Linked DNA regions of Homo sapiens: region 1 is linked to region 2. Evidence: chromatin loops called from intact Hi-C (ENCODE). Cell type or tissue: MCF 10A. All regions are shown on one strand. Links, peaks and the distances in the headings refer to the core of each region. The heading gives the core; the rest is flanking DNA. Region 1 holds the start of FAM53B (family with sequence similarity 53 member B). Region 2 has its middle 99 kb from the start of CHST15.

Region 1 (5,363 bases), core at 167-5,166, 750 kb after region 2:
TGGGTGCTGCCATTATTCTTTGAACAATCTGCACCCATTTCAGCTAAATCCTTGGGAATCATATTATACTAGCGCAGGGGAAGAATCTGTTTCTTTGTTTAACAAGAGAACAAAAAGAGTGAGTGGAGAAGTCAGGAGTTAGCCTGCCACTGCGTTCTGAGGTCAAATGGGCTGTTTACGAACATGATTTGCTTTCACCCTCCTGAGACTGGCACCGTGAAAAAAGTCCTTCCCGAGACTTACAGATGCCCAAGAGGCAATGTGGTCTCCATGATAGTCCAGCGTGGTCTGGCCAAGCTGTCCCCCATCCCCCATGCAAAAGCCAGCTTCCCCGTGCAGCCCCCACAGCAGGAGAGACGGAGAACCATTAAAGCGGGGGTGCCTGTCACACTCCTCTGTAACCCCTGACGTGATGTGAAATTCTACAAGGTAGACCCTTTGAAATGCAAAATCTTCCAGAGTCCTTCAAACGTGTTTTTATTTTCTCGGGTTCCTAAGGCTGCTTTCAGATCCACCCATCAGCATTTCCCCCTCTCAATCAACCCACATTTAACAAAAAAACAAACAAACAAAAAAAACGACAAGAAAAACCCAAGGACGTCTCTATTTTTCAGAAAAGCTCAAGTATCTCCAATCACTGTGAGGGGAAAGAAAATAAAATCTTCAGCTCCAGCCTCCTCGCATCACTCCAAGACACCCAGAAGCCAAGTTTCCTCTGGAAGATTTCCTCCCATCCTAGCCAGCACAGCACTCTGTTGCTCAGGATCTCAGAGAACTTTCTTAGATAAGAATCCGAGTTCTCCCTGACCTAAGTTCGGTGAGGTTAAGACAGGCACCACCAAAACCACAACCCGCAATACACGAAGCCCAAATCTTGCCCCAAAACGCTGTGCACAGGAGGTTTGGATTAAGCATCAAAGAAGTTACCTTAAAACAAAGTTGTTTGGCAAAGAAAAATACTTCACTGTAAGAAGAACCCTAGGGAACGGTAAATTGCTTTTGAATATGGACTTTTCAGTGGCGCAGTCATTAATCATGTTAATGTAAACTGCGCTACAACAAAAATTTTCTAAGCAAGTCTCAGGGTACATCAGCATATCTAAGCCTCTGGGTTTGTTTCCAAAGTTCACATCCAGGCAGGCAATGAAACTGCTGTTAATGGGGTCAGCTATTACAGTGCCGTCCCCAACCTTGAGCCATAATAAAGGTGACTCAGCCATCCAGAAAAAACCCTCAAACTTAGGCAGGAAACAAACAAATTAATCAGAGAAAGAGAGTCAATGATTTTTGGAAAGTGTATCCGTTGGACAAGTTTAAACAGAAACTCTCCCTGGATGATCAGACTGACATTTCAGAAAGGAGTTGAGGGAGAACAATCAACACTCCTCCCAGCACCCAAGTCCCCTGGCCAGACCCTGTTTTGTGGCGTGGAGGGGAGGGTAGCAGCCGGACGAGGCAAGGAGGAGGAGAGTCCAGCAGAGCTAAGCTTCGCTGAGCCCCGCCAGCTCCGGCCATGTGCTTTGTGTTGGCAACGAACCGGTTCTTTCAAAAGAGGAAGAGTCTGACAAAAAGGACAGCTGCAGCAAAGCAGAAGCTGAGGGTAAAAACCTCTCCAAAGCCCTGAGCTCGGGATTCTCCCCTAAAGTTAAATCAAAACACCACTGGGGTTTGCAAGGACTAGTTCATCTATTAGTCTTCCCCTTGCTGGATCAATTAAAGAGAGTCCCTCCACATCTGGTTTCCATCGAAAACCGAAACTTGTATTATCAGCATATTACATAACAAATTATGCCTGCAGGTTTCTTTTATTACACATCAGAGAGGTGTGCGTGGTGGTGGTAATGATGGGGGTTGTGCCGATCTGAGTATTTGCTTATTTCAGTCTTTTTATTTAAGGACAAGAACAGAAGAGTTTTCCATACAATGCGCAATTTAACTGCAGAAAGTCACGCTGCCCAAATAAAACATCAACTGAACAATCTGAAGGTGGGCCCAGAACTCAGTCTTCAGGGCCCAAGGCATCGAGCGGTGGGTGAGAAGAGTGTGCTTTTTAAAAGAGCTCCGCAGCGTCCCCTGCTGCCAGCTCCTAATATTTAAACACAGCTCTCTCCTCTCTGGCCTCCAAAAGGGGAGGAGAGCAGGCTGGCCCTTCCTGAGCTTCAATCAAGGGTCAGGCGCCTGCTCACTGGACCCGCTTAAAGGAACCCAAGCCCACTAGGCTTCTGTAGAGAGGATGGAGAGGCTAGCGGGGCAGTGAGAGAATATATAAGGGGAAAGAGAAAGACTAAAAGATGGAAACAGAAAGAGCCCAGGAAATAATACCAGGACTTCCCATAAAATGTCAATTAAGCGTAACCACCACGGTGACAATAAGGTATCATAAAGCTCTTTCCAAAAGAACTTTGCGTACTTTCAAAATGCTATGTGCAACATACCCCACGTTGAAAAGAGAAGAGGGAAACTGATTTAAAACATTATGAACCAAGACAGTGGAATGCTCTCTACTTTGTCCTGAGAAGACTGGAACATTCAAGTCCACTTCTGCAGCAGTGAGGTTGCTAGTTTCTATTTAAAAACTTGTCTTTGATATCAAAATGACTGCACATGAATCTCACCTTCTCAGAAGAAAATAGGAAGTCGTTGGGCAACATTATTTGAATTTAAATCGCCTCGTTCTCTGAAGGAACGTTTGGAAGAAAAAAATACAGGCCTTCCCCACGCCTCTCCTTAGCTTTTTAACCTGAAAAAGCGCCTGGAAGCTGGATCGGCAGACTCCCAGGTCGCATGATGGGTGACAGCCAAGTGCAGACACAGAGTCAAGGGCTACCAATCCTGAGCCAAACCTTCTCCCACTGAATGGGACTATCAACTGGGACAAGTAGCTGTTTCTGTAGTCCACAGCTAGAGGCGGGGGAGGGGACCCTGTAGACCTGCAATTCAATATCAAAACTGTAACTGACACAAGTTACTCTTAAATAGATAAATTAAAATGAAACAAAAACCTGGCCTAATAAGGAACAGTGAGTTTCACCTGGTCGGCTGACTCCATTCCTTCCCAAGTCCTCAAACCAGGTGGCATCTTTTAAACGAGTCCAGGATCTGGAGCAAGGAGGAATCTCCCTGCCAGCCGGTGGGGACTGCTGGGAACACATATGCTAGCATGTCATTTGGAAGTCTGCTAATATGTTGTAAGCAGCACAAGACGCTTGCCTGGCTTCCCAGGCCAATAAACAATGCCATTCCAACTCCTGCAGCAGTCAATAGGAAACAGTCCCTTTTCTCCACCATCCAACAATTGAACAAACATTTGTTCCTGTTGAACAACCGTCAGCCTGGCTCCATCTGCACCCGCTCCTGCAAGGCGAGCGCGGCGGCGAAGGCGACGGCACAAATGCCCACCCCAGGATCCCAGACCCGGAATGCAAGCCATTCCGGGGGCCACTTTCCTAACACCACCGAGTCCGGAGATTGTACCGTATGGAAGACTCGGAGTGTGGCCTATAGGAGGCAGAATCCCATTCATCAAACGCTGCAAAGAGCTTTTCTTTGTTCACCATCGTCCTAAGTACAGTACGTGTTAATGAGCCCGGGCGGTCAGATGGAAGGAGCTCGGCTTCAGGGGGCGTCCGAACGCGAGGGACCCGGGCAAACCTGTCCGCGCGGTTCGTCGCTGCTGCGGCGCCCCGGCCCGTACTACAAGCATTGTTCCCCAAGTCCGAAAATGGGGGTGGAGAGCTGGGGGCTGGGGGACAAGGTGGGGGGGCGGGGGGAGCGAGAACACACTTGGGACAACACAAACCGCAAACCCTCCCCGGATTCTGGGTGTCCTCGTTTCTTTCGTCTCTGCCCCAAGAGAAACCCTGAGCGGGGAACCTGACTCCCACGGGCTTGCAAAATCCAAGACTAGCAAAAATGTGACTCGACCAGTGTGCCTGTGCCGGACGGCCCTTCTCGCCATGTGCAAAAGCCACGCCGGCGCGGACGCCCCCACTCCGCAAGCCCCAGCGGTGGCCTCCCCGCGGGCTTCCCCCGCCCGGGACAGAATGCCCCCTCACCCCCATCCTGACCGCCCCGGACAGTCCAGCAGCAGCGGAGCCCGCCGCCTCGCTCCCGCACCCCGGGGGTGGCGGGTGCAAACTTCCGCGAACAAAAGAGTTGTCTGCAAACGATGCGGGAACTTCGGGGCGAATGGGGCCGCCCGGCTCCCGAGACTCCGCGCCTCCTCCGCAGCGGCTAGTCAGGGCTCAAGTTGAGACGCGGAGAGGACACCCCCGGGCGCAGCAGTCCCCGCGCCCGCCCGCCCTGGCCTGGGGAGCGCAGACTTTTCCGCCGCAGCCAGGCTTGTTCTTCCCCATGCCTGTGCTCTGACAAGTCTCACGCCTGCATCAGGGGCGAGACCGAGCGCCCGGAGAAACCGCCCGACCCAACCCAAAGGCGAAACAAGGCAGAAAAAAAGGAAACCAGCAACATTAGGAAAAAAGAAAAAAAAAAGGCAAGCCCATTGCGCACGCGAGCCGGGCTCCCTCCAGCCAGCGGCCGGGACGCACACGGCCCGGACCTCGCTCGGGGCCAGCCCCCCGGCCACCGCCGCCGCCGCCCGGCCCCGGGTCGCTTACTGTGCGCGGCGGGGCGCTCCGGGCGCGGACCCCGCGCCGTCACCGCCAGCGCTCGCCAAGTCGTCCGGGGTGCCCGCCGCGCGTCCGCCGCGCGCACGCTCGCCTGCCGGCGCCGAGCGCTTTGTACGAGCGACTCCCGGGGAGGAGGAAATCGACTTGTCACTTCCTGAAGTGTTTGCAACTCGTCCCTTTAACCGGCACCGGCCAGGCCGCCCGCACCCGCCGCCGCCGCGGAGCCGCCAGACCGCGGCTGCGTGAACTCGGCCCGGCGCTTAGCGGGCGGTGTCGCGGGCCCGGGCGCTAGGCGCGGCGGCGGCGTGCAGGAGGCAGGCGGCGTGCGGCGGCGGCGGCAGGCGAGTGTGCAGTGCGCGCAGCCGCCGATGGGCGGGGAGTGAGGGACTCGCGGCGCGCCGCCGGCGGGGCTAGAGGGCGTCCTGCGGGCTCAGCCGCGCGCCGCTCGCCGCGCTCGCGCCTGCGAGGCCCCGGGACGCGGGAAGTGGCCCCGGGCCTGGGCCGCGCCACCGCGGCTGCCCGGGCCCCGCGCCAGAGGCCCTACGGGCTTCTCTCCCCGCCCCCAGCACGAGCCGGGATGAAAACGCTGGGCCGCATAGGCTTCAGGCGTCCAGCTTCCGGGTTGTTAGATGCCGAGGTTCAAAAGAAACGATCACTTCAGTGGCGTGCAGGACAGCGGGCGGGTGGGGTCGGGGAGGGGGGACCTTAAAGTGTTGTCACACTTTGGGAAAATAA
Region 2 (5,363 bases), core at 180-5,179:
CAGCCTGGGCGACAGAGCGAGACTCCATCTCAAAAAAAAAAAAAAAAAAAAAAAAAAAAGAAGTGCAGCAATTAAGAATGAAGACATTGGGCGTCCGGGCGAGGCTCGGGGCGCGAGGATCGCGCAGCGCAGCGGGTTCGCCAGCCGGGGGGAGGGGCCGGGGCGGTGGCGGCGGCGGCGGAGGAGGCGGTGGCGGCGGGGGCCGGTACTGGACCCGGCGGGATGAGCGAGGTGGAGGCGGCAGCGGTGGCGACAGCGGTCCCCGCGGCGACGGTGCCCGCGACGGTGGCAGGGGTGGTAGCGGTGGTGGTACCGGTGCCCGCAGGGGAGCCGCAGAAAGCAGGCGGCGGGGCGGGCGGCTGCGGCGGGGACGCAGCCGCCTTGGACCCCGCTGCTGGGACCCCCTCGGCGCCGGGCCCCCGCACCCCTGGCAACCCGGCGACGGCGGCCTCGGGAACCCCCGCCCGGAGTCAGGCGGACAAGCCGGTGCTGGCAACCCGAGTCCTGCCTGGGCACTGCCAAACGGTTCAACGTCCGGAGTGGTTACGGATTCACCAACAGGAATGACGCCAAGGAAGATGTCTTCGTTCACTGGACAGCTGTTAAAAGAAACAACCCCAGGAAGTTTCTGCGCAGCGTTAGAGATGGGGAGACTGTGGAATTTGATGTCGTGGAAGGAGAGAAGGGCGCAGAAGCCACTAATGTAACTGGGCCCAGGGCGGCGGGGGTGCCCATGAAGGGCACCGTTATGCCCCCAACCGACGTAGGTTCCGCTGATTCATCCCCGGCCTCCCTCAGTTGCCCCACCACCCATGGTGGCAGAGATCCCCTCTCGGGGGACAGAACCTGGCGGCGAAGGGGAGCGGGCCGAAGACTCTGGGCAGCGGCCCAGACGATGGCGCCCCCCACCCTTCTACCTACGGCGGTTTGTGCGAGGCCCCCGGCCCCCCAACCAGCAGCAGCCTATAGAGGGCACTGATGGGGTAGAACCAAACAGACAGCCCCATTGGAGGGGCACCAACAGCAGGGAGATGAGTGGGTCCCCCCGCCCAGATTCCGGCCCAGGTACCTAAGGCCTTTACGCCCCAGGCCACCCCAGCAGCCTACCATGGAAGGTGGGGACAGTGATACCAAGCCCAGCCAAGGAAATTATTTTTTAAAAAAATTAAAAATAATAAATAATAAAAAAGAATGAAGACATTTATGCAGCCAACAAACATATGAAAAAAAGCTCATTATCACTGATCATTAGAGAAATGCAAATCAAAACCACAATGAGATACCATCTCATGCCAGTTAGAATGGCGATCATTAAAAAGTAAGGAAATAACAGATGCTGGCGAGGCTGTGGAGAAATAGGAACGCTTTTACACTGTTGGTGATAGTGTAAATTAGTTCAACCATTGTGGAAGATAGTGTGGTGATTCCTCAAGGATCTAGAACCAGAAATACCATTTGACCCAGCAATCCTATTACTGGGTATATACCCAAAGGATTATAAATCATTCTACTATAAAGACGTATGCACACATATGTTTACTGCAGCACTATTCACAATAGCAAAGACTTGGAACCAACCCAAATGCCCATCAATGATAGACTGGATAAAGAAAATGTGGCACATATACACCACAGAATTCTATGCGGCCGTAAAAAAGGATGAGTTCATGTCCTTTGCAGGGACATGGATGAAGCTGGAAGCCACCATTCTCAGCAAACTAACACAGGAACAGAAAACCAAACACAGCATGTTCTCACTCATAAGTGGGAGTTGAACAATGAGAACACATGGACACAGGGAGGGGAACATCACACACCGGGACCTGTTGGAGGGTGGGGTCTAGGGGAGGGACAGCATTAGTACAAATACCTAATGCATGCAGAGCTGAAAACCTAGATACCAGTTTGATAGGTGCAGCAAACCACCATGGCACATGTATACCTATGTGACAAACCTTCATGTTCTGCACATGTATCCCAGAACTTAAAGTAAAATTTAAAAAAAAAAAAAGTGCAGCCAAGCGTCACAGATTGGATCTTCTAAGTGTGTCTTTTAGGCAGAGCAGGGCATGTGGATTTATCTGCGTTATCTCGGCTTTTCATTGAGGCTGCGGACACTCCTAAGCCTGCACAGTAGCGGCTTATTATCCAGACCCTCTGTCCCTTGGAACCCCAACCCCAGCCCTAGCCCAGCCCAGTAAATCTCCTTCACTGCCGGAGGGGCGAGAGCAAATGGAGAGGAGGAGAGAGAAAGCAAGTAAAGGAGACGAGAGGGCAGAAAGGACTCAAAGGCAAAGTGGACAGGGGAGGGGAAGGTCAGGGCCAAGCAGGATGAGCACCTGGGTCCAAGATGGAAATCCCAGACCTCAGCGTGTTGAACTAAGGCTGGGAAGGTGCTCAGATAACACAGGGAGGCCCTGGGAATAGGGCCAGGGGTGTCGGAGCCCAGCGGCCCCTGGACCTGTTCCATCCTGTTCCATCTAGGAATAGAATGGTTCAGGGAACAGGGATAAGCAGAGCCTGCCTGCATAGGACTACGAGGACACAGACGCAAGGCTTAAGGAGAGAAGAGAGGCAGAGAGGAGACGGGAGAGGCCAGGGAAGACAGAATGCTGGGGAGAAGTGGAGAAGGCAGAGGCAGGCAATGGTGAAAAAGGATAGGACCCTGGTGTGTTTGCAGACAGGCCCCTGATCCTGCTCCAGGAACTCCCCATCACTATCACGCCCACTTCCAAGGCCTCCCTGGGGATAGTGGTGGCTCCTTCCGAGGCCCTCCTCAACCGTCCACAGTCCTAGGAGGGGGCTTGAGAACAAAGTACAGCTGGCTCAGGACAAGGTTTTGTAAGGGTTCAGAAGAGAGGGTTGGGAAGGGGCAACTGTCCCAGGGTGGAAGGACTAGGAGGGCAGAAGGGTGGGGAGGAGGTGTCTGCGCACCTACCACTTCCAGCGGAGCTGCTGGGCGGCGCTCCTGAGAAGGCCGTGGGAAAAGCCCACAGACGGAGGAGCAGCTGGGCGCACCTCTGGGGGCCGCCACATTCACTCCTTTCCCGCAACTGGGCTTCTTCAGAACTACGCTCTTGATTGGCTGAGCTGAGACCCAGTCTTTCACCCTCCAACGCCCTCATCCCGGGGTCCCCCTTGGTGTCAGGAGTTCCCTAGCCAGGTGAGAGGTGAGCCGCGAAGCCAGGGGAGTGTCCAGCCGGCAGCCTGTCTCCGGAAGGCCGGGAGGGAAAGGCTTCCTGGCTGCAGTGTCCACATCGGCCACCAGGGGGCAGCGCAGGGCTGCCTTTTAGCGCCTCCTGGTCTCCAGTGAGCTGGTCCGCAGAACCCCAGGGGCGTGGGGACGGGGCTGCCACTCCCGGACCCGCCCCCTTCCACACCCTTCCCGCAGCTCCTCTGCAAAACGCCTCAGGAATTCAATCAGCTTGGGGAAAGTGGCGAGTTTTCAAAAGGCAATAAAGAGGCAGATCTATAAGGGCCCCTTGAAATCCTCCGTATTCTCACCCCGTTCAGAGGCTGGGGAAACTGAGGCTCAGAGAGGTTAAATTGCTTGCTTAAGATCGTCCAGCTCTTTCTCTGGCCCCCCAGTTCGGTTCTCTCTCCAGACATCCACTGCCTCCGCATCAGGAACATCGCTCCACTGCTGCATATCTGGGGATAGGGATGGAGGAATCCGGGCAGCCATCATGGAGGAAGCAGCAGCACTTGAACTTGGCCTTGGGGTGGGGTAAGAGGCGGACTCAGTTGAACAATGTGGGGGTGGGCACTCCTGGTGGAGTCACCTCGTGGGCAAAGGCAGGAGGCAGAGGCCTGGGGTCCCGGGAGGCAAGTGGTTTCTTAGGAGAAGTAGGAAGATAGCGGGGATAGGAAGTGTACCCATATCCCGAGGTCCTTGCAGGCTGCCCAGGTCTCTGCCTTTAGAATTGCGGGGTGGCTCGGCCCAGGAATTTTCCTGAATTCCATTATGCTGAAAGCGCAGAGTATGGCAGGAGACCTCCTGATTATCTCATGTGGAGGTGGGAGTAAGCAAATAGTCTCCCCCGCCACTGGGGCACGAGCCAGCTGCCCCTCCGCGGCCGGGAGCCCAACCCTGGGGAAGAGAGCAGCCACGCCCCATTCCTCCACCGTGACTCGAACCTTCAGCTGCTGGAGCCCCTGGCCACCGGGGCCCCGTATTGACCTCAGAATTGGCCGCGTCTGGGGCGGCTCGAGGTTCCTGGGCTCTGAGCAAGCGTCAGCCTGTGAGGTGGAAGGGCCCAGGGCACAGCCGGTCCCATCTGCTCAACAGCGCCTGCGAAGAGCCCCATGGCCAGCAGCACACTCAGCTCGGCTCTGGCCTGCAGGGGGATGTGGGACAGGGAGGGGATGCAGTGAAGGCAGCGGTGGAGCCCAGGACGGAGTTTCTGTCCCTGGGAGTCTGGGCACACAGTGGGTCGCAGGGGAGGAGGAGGCCCTGCTGTCCTGGCATTGCTGTTGCTTCCACAACCTGAAGATGGCACCCAACCCTGACCTCAGCCCTCCCTACCTGCAGCAGCTCGGTCTGGCCTCCCAGCCCCAGACCATGTCTGAAGTCATTGAGTCCACACGGTTCCACCGCCTCCTTGGAAACCCTTTTCAGAGACTCAGAGTTGAGAAGCTGAAGCTGGGACTCGAGCTCTGGGGACCAGCAGACCTGAGATCAAGGACCAGCTCTTCTCCTTACTAGCTGAGGGGACTGAGCCCCAATTCTCCCACCTTTATAATGGCGGAACCAGAATAAAGATAAAACCTCCTCCTGGGGTTGCAGTGAGGATCTAATGAGACACGAGGAGACGCCCCAGCACAGGGCGTGGCACTCACCCTGTGTTCAATCATAGCTGGCCCTGTTATGACCGTTTTCATCCCCTTTACCATGGATGGCCTCTCATCTGGCCATTGCAGGTGACAGGTGTGTCCATGTCCCCTAGACATCCTGGGCGTGCTCAGCTCTCCTGGCTTTCAGCCGTTTGGCAAAACACCCTCCAGCTGATCTTGTATTTACCACAAGTCAATTGTGTTTGCCCCCGAGCCTTTTTCATGCCAGCTGTTCTTGATATTATGAAGGCACAGGTTAATTAAATATCATATAAGCTAGCAAGTTTTCAAACTAGTTGGGTTTGTTTGTTTGTTTTCAGAGGTGGGGTCTTGCTCTGTCCCCCAGGCTGGAGTGCAGTGGCATGATCACAGCTCACTGCTGCTTCAAATTTTGGTGCTTAAGTGATCCTCCCACCTCGGCCTCCCAAGTAGCTGGGACCACAGGTGTGTGCCACCACATTCTGCTAATTTTTATTTATTTATTTATTTATTTACTTACTTACTTACTTACCTACTTTGTAGAGACAGGG

The links. Hi-C counts contacts between places; a loop is a spot of excess contacts. Peaks named below come from ENCODE experiments on the same cell type or tissue, not always from the same donor. Only the 100,000 strongest peaks of a DNase experiment are listed, where the experiment ranks them.
Region 1: it touches region 2 in a loop (14-fold over the local background); 12 of 110 quality-filtered maps call a loop at or near these places.

The regions. Positions count from the first base shown.
Region 1 is chr10:124,739,397-124,744,759 of GRCh38, forward strand. FAM53B (family with sequence similarity 53 member B) reads right to left here and starts at 4,982. Exons shown (of 5, transcript NM_014661.4): 1 at 4,617-4,982. RefSeq lists an enhancer at 1,864-1,983 and silencers at 3,861-3,940, 4,031-4,240, 4,561-4,720, 4,771-4,880, 4,901-4,950 and 1 more. In MCF 10A, for the core only: CTCF peaks have their summits at 2,061 (motif pointing left) and 3,540; DNase peaks (open chromatin) are centred at 1,435, 2,065 and 4,995.
Region 2 is chr10:123,991,526-123,996,888 of GRCh38, forward strand. It overlaps the pseudogene YBX2P1. Among named protein-coding and RNA genes, the nearest start is that of CHST15, 99 kb to the right of the region's middle. RefSeq lists enhancers at 3,080-3,642, 3,643-4,205. In MCF 10A, for the core only: CTCF peaks have their summits at 3,267 (motif pointing right) and 4,517 (motif pointing right); DNase peaks (open chromatin) are centred at 3,326, 4,086 and 4,516.